Linked DNA regions of Homo sapiens: region 1 is linked to region 2. A link is a contact called in ENCODE Hi-C or POLR2A ChIA-PET data. All regions are on one chromosome and are shown on one strand. The core of a region is the stretch at or near the end of the contact, and the rest is flanking DNA. Distances in the headings are between cores, read along the strand shown. Region 1 holds the start of CLASRP (CLK4 associating serine/arginine rich protein). Region 2 holds the start of PSMD8 (proteasome 26S subunit, non-ATPase 8).

What was found. A loop is a pair of places that touch in the nucleus more often than their neighbours do. ChIA-PET counts read pairs that join two places held with the same protein, here RNA polymerase II (POLR2A). Pooled maps may share reads with other maps.
Region 1: a pooled map shows a loop between it and region 2 (24-fold over the local background). The contact joins the promoter of CLASRP here to the promoter of PSMD8 in region 2. A Hi-C loop is called at or near these places in 4 of 50 pooled maps. POLR2A ChIA-PET finds 5 or more read pairs at or near these places in 2 of 52 experiments (A549 and BJ).

Annotation. Positions count from the first base shown.
Region 1 is chr19:45,035,769-45,040,818 of GRCh38, reverse strand. It overlaps CLASRP (CLK4 associating serine/arginine rich protein), which reads right to left and starts at 1,774. Exons shown (of 21, transcript NM_007056.3): 1 at 1,711-1,774; 2 at 508-635. The coding sequence starts at 606. It overlaps RELB (RELB proto-oncogene, NF-kB subunit), which reads right to left. Exons shown (of 12, transcript NM_006509.4): 12 at 2,627-3,414. The coding sequence ends at 3,029. RefSeq lists an enhancer at 1,231-2,100.
Region 2 is chr19:38,371,485-38,376,858 of GRCh38, reverse strand. It overlaps PSMD8 (proteasome 26S subunit, non-ATPase 8), which reads right to left and starts at 2,288. Exons shown (of 7, transcript NM_002812.5): 1 at 1,898-2,288; 2 at 627-699; 3 at 405-507. The coding sequence starts at 2,257. RefSeq lists enhancers at 1,979-2,118, 1,749-2,379.

The sequences.
Region 1 (5,050 bases), core at 525-3,024, 6.7 Mb before region 2:
CTAATTTTTGTATCTTTAGTAGAGATGGGGTTTCACCCTTTTGGCCAGGCTGGTCTCGAACTCGTGACCTCAGGTGATCCACTTGGGATTACAGGCGTGAGCCACTGTGCCAGGCCAACTTAATACTCACTCCTATTGTGTGCCAAGCCAAATCTCAAGAGTGGCTGAGCTCTTCTGGGAATGGGGAACACAGCAATAAGCGAAACAGACATTCTGGAGGTGGCCAGTCTAACGTCAGGACTGCTCTGAGGGTTACAGAGACTTCCCTTTTTCTTGCTAACACCGGATCGGCACTGGGAGGCCACACCAAACGACACAGTATGCTACAACAAACAGAAGCCCTTGGGATCCCACCAATGATTATCCTCAAGAAAAGATTAATGAATATACTCCTGAGGAAATGAGCCTCTTGTCTTGACATACTTCCAAGCCCAGATTTTACCAGGATGACCAGCTGTGCCCCCCAACCCAGGGTCCCTCACCCCAGACAAAAGGCCAGTTACTCACGATCTTTTCATAATACTCCCGTCTCCGCTCCGCCCTCTTCTTGTAGTCGACCATCATGCCTCGAAGCTTCCGCTCATGCTTCCGAGCCTCGTGCCACATTGTGGTGAGGCCAAGCCTGGGGCCTCAACCTGAGGGATGAAGGGACCAGGAAAGTCAGATGGTCTGTGAAACCCGTATGGGCAGAATCAAAGTCATCTAACAAGTTGGTGGCAGAGTCGATCCCAAACAACACATCTCTTAGCTTCAGGGAGCAGAAGTGAAGCTGCAGAACAGTATGCCAGATGTTCAAGTCCATCCCTAACAACTTCGATCTAGAAGCTTGGGCATTCTGAAAAACCCTCAGGTGATTCTGAGGTGAGCATCACTGGGAAAGGGGTGTCCTAGATTCCACGCGCTGGAGTCGGGAATGAAAGGTTTTGAAACATCAGCAGTGTTTGAAGTAGGGTCAGAAGGCAAACCCTGAGCACTTAAGGCTGGAGCTCAAGAGAAAGAGAAGAACTGAAAAGGCTCCCACTAGGGGCCATGCGTGGGGTTGGGTATGAGTCTGGGTGGTAGAGGGATAAGGAGAATAAGGATGAAGGCAGGTGGAGGAAATCGGAGAAAGCTTTTAAGGGAACAGTGCAGTTGTATGAAGGTGGAGGTCGAGGACAGGTGAAGGGCGTGGCGGAAGATGAAGATGCTAGAGGGAGTGGGAACACGGGGAGGGAGTGTTGCAAGGAGACCAGAGTGAAGCTGAGGTCTAAAGATGGGATCTAGATGGCGGGGTGGGGAGAGCATCCAAAGAAAAAGAGCGTAGAGCCTGAGAGAGGCGGAGCTGGCTGACAGGAGGGCGTGGGCTGAGCTTGGGGGCAGGGCTTGCGGGAAAGGGCGGAGACCGAAGGTTTGGACGGGGCTTGTGGATCGCGTCGCGGCCTGAGGATTTGGGCTGGGTTTTTTTTTTGTTGTTTTTTTTTTTGACAAGGGGGCGGGGCCTGTGATAAGCTGCTGGGCCGAAGGCCGAGTTCGACGCGGCAACTTCTGGCCCACAGCCGGGGCACGGGCTCGGCCTGAGGCCCGTCAGGCCTAATGGGGTGAGGGACGAGCGATCCTCGGGGCCGGGACGCAGCAGAAGCCCACAGCAGCATGGGGAGAGCCTGAGGAAAGGGAGAAGCTGGGCTGAGGCCTGCCCGAAAACCGGGAGGTCGAGCCGCAGCCTGCACTCACCGGCTGGTCGCCGCCTCCCACCGCTGCGCTCGCGCGCGGCCCGCACCGGAAGCGGAAATGAAAGGCCGCGCTAGGGGGAGGGGGCGGAGCATGGTGGAGGGCCGCGCAGCGCACTTCCGCCGACGAGAGAGGCGGGTCCTAGAGTCGAGAGGGGCGGGATCCCGAGGAAGAAGTGGGAGAGCGGAGAAGGGAAGAGCTTGGATGCTTTATCTTTTTATCTTTTTTATTTTATTTATTTATTTAATTTTATTTTTTTGAGACGGAGTCTCTCTTTGTCTCCCAGGCTAGAAGGCAGTGGCGCGATCTAGGCTCACTGCAACCTTTGCCTCCTGGGTTTCAGCTATTCTCCCACCTCAGCCTCCCGAGTAGCTGGGACTACAAGCGCGCGCCACCAAGCCCGGCTAATTTTTGTATTTTTAGTAGAGATGGGGTTTCACCATTTTGGTTAGGCTGGTCTCAAACTCCTGACCTCAGGTGATCCACCTGCCTCGGCCTCCCAAAGTGCTGGGATTACAGCCATGAGCCACCATGCCCGGTCTCATTTTTTATTTTCATTTTCATTTTTTATTTTTTTGAGACACAGCCTCGCGCTGTCGCCCAAGCTGGAGTGCAGTGGTGCGGTCTTGGCTCACTGCAACGTCCACCTCCTGGGCTCAAGCGATCCTCCCACCTCAGCCTCTAGAGTAGCTGGGATTACAGGCGCGCAGCACCACGCCCGGCTAATTTTTGTATTTTTTGTAGAGACTAGGTTTCGTCATGTTGCCCAGGCTGGTCTCAAACTCGTGAGCTCAAGCGATCCTCCTGCTTTGGCCTCCCAAAGTGCTGGGATGACAGGCCTGAGCCCCCAGCCTGGAGGCTTTCTTTGCTACTAAGGGACTAGGGCGTTTCCCAAGCCCAGAACAGACGAAACCCCGGAGGCTCAAAAACTCATCTTTATTGGGAAGACTCTGAACAACCAACCTACCCCCCACCTTCAAGTCTGGGGAGGGAGGGCCAGGAATCTGCCCCCTCCTCCCATATGTACAATCTTTTCCGAATCCTACTGGAGAAGGTGCCCCCACATGTGGGGACAGAGGCAGCTGTAACAAGCTAGTGCACGGGAGCCATGTCCCTTTTCCTCTCCGGACTCAGTTTCCTCATCTGTAAAATGGGCTCAAGGGGAAACCCGTGCAACGGAGCTTCTCGCCAAGGCTGAATATGTCCACTTCAGAAGCATGAGGAAGGGCCAAGGGGATGGGGGTGCTAGACATCCTGGTTGGGATTGCACGGCTCCTCCACCTCCCTCCCCACCCAGTGCCCCTCCTCTGGCATCGCGGGGCTACGTGGCTTCAGGCCCCGGGGATAGGAGGCCGCCCCCAAAGGCCGCCTCGCGGTAATGATTGGGGAACATGTTGCTGCCCACAAGGCTGGCGGTGCCTCCATCCCCGGGGCCCGGGGCCTGGTACGAGTCCAGTGTCAGTGGTTCAGGGCCGGGGGTCTCCCCAACCACGGCCCCGGCACCTCCGCTGCACACAACAGCGCTAGCGTGTGGCGGTGCCGGGGGCAGCAGGTCCAGCATGGTGAAGAGTGTGGGGGCCGTAGGGTCGTAGGCAAAGCCATCGTCCAGGAGGTCAGGCCCGCCAGGGGGCTCCAGGCCGGGCAGGGACACGGTGCCAGAGAAGAAGTCAGGGTCTGGCAGCAGGGCTGACGGCGGGAGGAACGGGCCTACGGGGATGAAGACAAGAGAAGTGTAGTGTGATTTAGGGCTAACTTCTGATCAGGCCCTAAATCAAATGCCCTACTCCCTGCAAAATGTGATATCAAGGTGGCCTTTTTTTTTTTTTTTCTGAGATGGAGTCTCATTCTGTCACCCTGGCTGGAGTGCAATGACGTGCTCTTGGCTCACTGCAACCTCTGCCTCCCCAGTTCAAGTTGATTCCCCTGCCTCAGTCTCCTGAGTAGCTGGAACTACAGGCCAGGCATGTGCCATGCCCAGCTAATTCTTATCTTTTTAGTAGAGACGGGGTTTCACCATGTTTGCCAGGCTGGTCTCGAACTCCTGACCTCAGGTGATCCACCTGCTTCGGCCTCCCAAAGTGCTGGGATTACAGGTGTGAGCCACCAAGCCTGGCCTTAGGTGCCCTCTTAATCCCAAGGAGAATCCGTGTGGGACTATCACCATTCTCAGATAATAAGTAAATTGAAGGCCAAGCGTGGTGGTTCACACCTGTAATCCCAGCACAACGTGACGAGACCCTGTCTCTACAAAAAAATTATTTAAAAGTTAGCTGGGTGTGGTGGTGCCCGCCTGTAGTCCCAGCTACCTGGCAGTCTGAGGCAGGAGGATTGCTTGAGCCCAGTTTGAGGCTGCAGCGAAGTATGATCACACCACTGCACTCCAGCCTGGGCAACAGAGCAAGACCTTATCTCTAAAAATAATTAATAATAAGTAAACTAAGGCACTGAGGGAAAGTAAATGGAAGGCTCACACAGCTGTTGTGGAACTGGGGTTGAAACCATGCTCCTACACAGCTGTGGAGAGTTTTCCCTGAGAGTGAGAAAGGAGAAGAGGTTCCAAAGCCCCCCAACATACAGAGACAACCCAAAAAGTGAAATCTCCAGACCATGGGAGACACAAGTTGGGAAGTCACCAGTCCCAAAATTGTCAGAAAAAATAAATGTCATTCTCAGGCATAATGGGGACTTAAGAAAAAATAACAATCAAATCAAAAAGTTTCATTATAAGAGGGATTCTCAGGCCAGGCATGGTGGCTCACGCCTGTAATCCCAGCACTTTGGCAGGCCGAGGCGGGCAGATTACCTGAGGTCAGAAGTTCAAGACCAGCCCGGCCAACATGGCGAAACCCCTTCTCTCCCAAAAATACAAAAATTAGCAGGGCATGGTGGTGGGCACCTGTAATCCCAGCTACTCAGGAGGCTGAGGCAGGAGAATCACTTGAACCTGGGAGGTGGACATTGCAGTGAGCTGAGATTGTGCCACTGCACTCCAGCCTAGGCAACAGGGCAAGACTATCTCAAAAAAAAAGAGGGACTCTCTTTTTGGAACAAGACAAACCTTAGAGACACAAGGGACTATTTTCTAGCCTTCCTTGCAGCCTGATGTGATCATGTGACTAAGGTCTGCTAACTGGAACGTGGGCGTAATGGCTGGAGCTACAACAGCCACCTTGCACCATGAGTTGGCGAACTGAAAATGGCAGAAGCCTCGGTCTCTCGATGATCATGCAGTCACCAGACCATCCCTGGAACACCTACCTATGGACTGTTTTTTGTTTCTTGTTTTTGAGACGGAGTCTTGCTCTGTTGACAGGCTGGAACACAGTGGCACCATCTTGGCTCA
Region 2 (5,374 bases), core at 1,039-3,538:
TTGGAAGCCACAGGAAAGAACTTGGTCTTGTGCCTGAGGACCATGAAGAGCCACGGCAGGTTCTGAGCGGGGTATGGACAGTGTCAAATTTTAGTGTCACATGATCCTACTGGCTGCCACAGGGGTTTGAGTCAGAGGGGCAAGGCTGGGGCCAGGACACGTGAAAGGTGATGGCAGCCCCACTGGGCAGAGGGGGTGCAATGTGGGAATGGGTAGGGGGAGACTGACTAGTCAAGCCAAGTCTCAGGACCTCCAAGCCAAGCCCTGACCCTGCACCACTGAGGAGAGAACTAAGCCAGGAGGAGTTCCCAGATGAAGGAAGAGGACCCAAGCAGCCAGAGCTCCAGAAATAAAGGAGCTTCCATGCAACCACCCCCCCAGTTGGGGGCAGGGCCCATTCTCACTTGTAATCAAAGTAGTAGCATTTGAGCTGGGCCATGTAGCGCTCGAAGGAGGGGATGTCCTTGCGTAGGATGCTCCATTGGGCCCCGATCTCCAGTATGTCACCTGTGGGTGACAGAGTGAGCTCTCAGGAGGTGACTGAGGTCTCTTCCCCAACCACCAGTGCTACCATTCCTGCCATGACCCCCAGATTATCACCCCCAACCAACCCCAGTGACACTCACGGGCCAGAATTAGCTGCTGTTTGGTCAGCTTGGTCCCTGTGGTTGGCAAGAAGTTGAGCTCCAGAAGAACTAGCTGATGGGGAGGGGAGGGAGGGAAGAAAGAAAAGAAGGGAATTCAAATACAGATGACTTACCTGCTCTACGCTCTGGTCTTCCCACTTGGAAAATGGAGCTAACCATCATCCAGACTCATGAGGAATGCTTTCTCATAAAGCACTCAGAACAGGGCCTGAGCACGCAACACATGCCCATTTAAGATTACATCACATTACAATTATTAATAGCCCCACTGGGGAAACAAGGAGGGACACTCAGTGCCTGACCCAGTGGAATCACGCGGCGGTGGGGACAGGAGTACATTCCATTCTTGGCCCATCTTCCCCACAATCTATTGGGGAAGGGGTAGCTGGGCTATCCCCAAAATCTATATCTGGGAGGGGGAGGTCCAAATCTCCCCCCACAGTTCAGCCCATACATCTTTCCTTAGCAGGCTCAGCAGCTTGTTCCAAGCCACTGGATTTACACTCCCTCCCAACAGATGTTTGGTCTGAAGCACTCTGGGCCCCGTATTCTTGTTCTCTACTTGTAAGAATATTTCTTCTAGGTTCAGTCCTGCCTTCACAACTAGGCTGCCCCCTCTCCCAACAGATGCGAGCCTAAGCCCCAGATCTCTCAGATCCTAACCCAGCCTGGTCTTAACCACACACCCTCTACACAGCCCACCTTTTCAGCCTCATTCTTTTATCACTCCGGGCAGTCCTCACTTCCCACTTGGTCTTGCCTGGAATCCACCATCAGGAAAAGCCCGAATCCCAATCCTGCCACTCCGACCAGTTAAGCCTCCACGCACCAAAAATCTAACCCCTCACTCAGTTCTGCCATAAGTCTTCCAATCATTCCCCCACCACCCCCGCGTGGGTCCATTCCAGTCATCTCTCACTTAAAAAAAAAATGTAGAGACAGAGTCTCGCTATGTTGCTCAGGCTGATCTTGAACTCCTGGGCTCAAGCGACGCTCCCCCGCCTCGGCCTCCCAAAGCGCTGCGATTACAGGCGTGACCATCAACGCTCCCTGTCCCTCTCTCGCTTCTTGACGCCCTCCGAGCCCCCACTTTGGCTGTTCCAAATCTTTCACCCCATCGGATCCCCCAGCCCGCCTCAGTCTCGCTGGCACCGAGGTGGCTTCCGCGGCCCGGGACTTGGTTGGGTCCAGACACCTCGTAGCGCCTCCCACGCCCGCAACACTCGGTTTCCTGGGCCTGCCGACTTTACCTTGAGTCGACCCAGCTCTTCCCCGCACTTGCTAAGATTGGGGCTTTTACGGTTCCACTCGCCCTTGAGTTGCTCGTACATGCCGGTCGCGGCCTGCAGAACAGCGCCCGAGGTTGCCGCGGGCCCGGAGCTCGAGAAGCCTGCCGCCCCGTTCACCGCCGCGGCCGCCATCTTGCGTGATGCGGCAAGCAGACCGCCTGATTTACGGCAGCGCCGCCTACAAACGCTTGCCCGGCGGAAGTGGGGCCGAGAGGTGGAGCCCAAGGCCCGGGGCGGGGCTACAACCTGCCTCAGCCCGCCCCGGGTAGCCCGCCGTCGCTCTCGAGGTGGCGCCCTCGGAGCCCTGCCCTTAATGAACATGTCAGTTGGAGCTCCGCCTCTGTCGTCACTCAAGATGGTGACCGGAAGTTGGCTTTTGCCCTAACTGAAAATGACAGCTGTCTCAACACCACCCCCCCTACCCACCTCACGGTTCCAATAATGAACATGGCTGCCCTGGCTTCAGTCTGAGTGCTCGGGACGCTACGTAGCTGTCCTGGAGGTTCCGCCTTCGGGGCAGCGTCTCCAAGCCAAAAGGTAGCGGGTGTCGTGCCATTTGGAGAGCTGTGTTATTCTCATTTTATAGACAGACTGAGAGGCTGGGTAACCTTCCAAAGGACTAACAGCTAGGATGTGTACCTGGGGCTCCCTCTCCAGTCTTTTTCAATGCATCCTTCCACATTTTTTTCCCAAGCTTATATGAACTAACTAGTTACAAAACTCATCCAGCTCTATGGCTTTCAATGTCATGTGTAAGTGGAGGATTCACAATTTTTTTTTTTTGAGACGGAGTTTAGCTCTTGTTGTCCAGGCTGGAGTGCAATGGAGCAATCTTGGCTCACTGCATCCTCCGCCTCCTGGGTACAAGTGATTCTTCTGCCCCAGCTTCCCAAGTAGCTGGGATTACAAGCATGTGCCACCACGCCTGGCTAATTTTCGTATTTTTAGTAGAGACGTAATTTTAGTATTTTTAGTAGATGTTGGTCAGGCTGGTCTCCAACTCCTGAACTCAGGCGATTCCCTGGGCCCTGGCCTCCCGAAATGCTGGGATTACAGGCATGAGCCACCTTGCCTGGCCAGTATTCACAACTTCTTATACCAACTTCTTCCTCCACTGATTGATATTACATCTGCACATTCAACATCGCTTTTTCTCTCTTTTTAAAAAAAATTAAATTTTTTATAGAGACAGAGTCTCATTATACTGCCCAGGCTGGTCTCGAACTCCTGAGCTCAAGCGATATTCCTGCCTTGACCTCGCAAAGTGTTGGGATTAGAGGTGTGAGCCACTGCGCCTGGGCAGCACGTTTTTCTCAAACCCGACTTTCACTCTCCGTCTCCACCATTTAGAATGTCATCTCCATGAAGGCAGGACGATTTCCTTCACTACTGAATTCCCAGTATCTCAGTGCTTGGCAAATATTAGTAGACAGTCAATAAATATTTGTTGGCCAGGCATGGTGGCTCATGCCTGTAATCCCAGCACTTTGGGAAGCCGAGGCAGATAGATCACTTGAGGTCAGGAGTTCGAGACCAACCTGGCCAACATGGCGAAACCCCATCTGTACTGCAAATACCAAAAAAAAAAAACAAAAAAACCAGCTGTGCGTGGTGGCACACACCTGTAATCCCAGATACTCAGGAGCCCGAGGCAGGAGAATCGCTTAAACCCAGGAGGTCAGCTTGTAGTGAGCTGAGATTGTGCCGCTGCACTCCAGCCTGGGTGACAGAGTGAGACTCTGTCTCAGAGAAAATAAATAAATAAATGTAAAAATACCAAAAATTTGCCGGGCGTGGTGGTGCACATCTGTAGTACAGCTACTTGGGAGGCTGAGGCAGGAGAAGCACTTGAACCCGGGAGGCAGAGGTTGCAGTGAACTGAGATCGCCATTGCACTCCTGCCTGGGTGACAGAGCGAGACTGTGCTCAAAAAAAAAAAAAGAAAAAAGAAAAAAAGAAAAAGAAAGAAATTATATATGTGTTGAATTAATGAGTAAATTAATATGTGAAAGAAGTTGTGGTGGTAAAAAATGTTTTAAACAAAAATGATGGCCGGGTGTGGTGGCTCAAGTCTGTAATCTCAGCACTTTGGGAGGCTGAAGTGGATGGATCACCTGAGGTCAGGAGTTTGAGACCAGCCTAGCCAACATGGTGAAACTCCGTCTCTACTATACAAAAAATTATCTATCCAGGTATGGTGGCGGGTGCCTGCAATCCCAGTTACTCACTCGGGAGGCTGAGGCAGGAGAATCACTTGAACTTGGGAGGTGGAGGTTGCAGTGAGCCAAGATCGCACCATTGCACTCCAGCCTAGGCAACGAGCAAAACTCCATCTCAAAAAAAAAAAGAAAAAGACACAAATAAACAAAATACCACGTTGATATGGCCAGGCCAGGTGGCTCATGCCTGTAATCCCAGCACTTCGGGAGGCTGAGGCGGGCAGATCACGAGGTCAGGAGATGGAGACCAGTCTGGCTAACACAGTGAAACCCCGTCTCTACTAAAAATACAAAAAATTAGCCGGGCATAGTGGCATGCGTCTGTAGTCCCAGCTACTCAGGAGGCTGAGGCAGGAGAATCGCTCGAACCCAGGAGGCGGAGGTTGCAGTGAGCCGAGATCACACCACTGCACTCCAGCCTGGGTAACAGAGCGAGACTCCATCTCAAAAAACATAAATAGTTTCAAGTATGAGGGGAAATCCAGTCTCTGTCACTCTATCTTGGCTGGAAGTGCAGATGGTGATATTTAAATAACATGTTGACTTGGCTGATACAGGATTATGATGTGTTCACCTGGACCATGAGGTGACTCGGTAGAATCTTGGTGGTGGAAACAACCTTAGCCAGCAGCCCTTACACACATGAGTGTTGCCAACTCTTGTTATTGTCAAATTTCATCAGGTTTTTGTGCTACCAACCATGCCTAGTCAATGCCAACCCCAATGTATTCCTCCAACCCAACACTCTGGGTGAGCACCAACTAGGTGCAATCTCATACCTTTCCTCATTCGCTCCTTCATTCATTCATCTATTAATGCTGACCAAATGCCTACCATGCAACAGGGTATTTTTTTACTCATTTATTTCCTCCTGCCTTCATTCCTCCATCTTGTCAATTCATTGGTCACTACGCATCCATCCAGATTATGGACTGTATAACTAGCCTCAGATGGTGAGGGGAGTTGTCCTGAGGTCAGAGACTGCACTCTGAGGAGGACAGAGAAGAAAAAACTACAGAGAAATGAAGGCTGAATCCTGTGGACCTTGGGACTTTGGATCAAACTGTACCTGAAGCCTGTAAATTACCATTTTCATGTAGACCATTTGAGGGAAATATTTGCTACTTGCAACTAAAATAAGAATCCTGACGTCTCCAGGGTCCCCTCCTTAAGACATTAGATAGGTGTTGACATTCAGAATATTTAACACTGAACAATC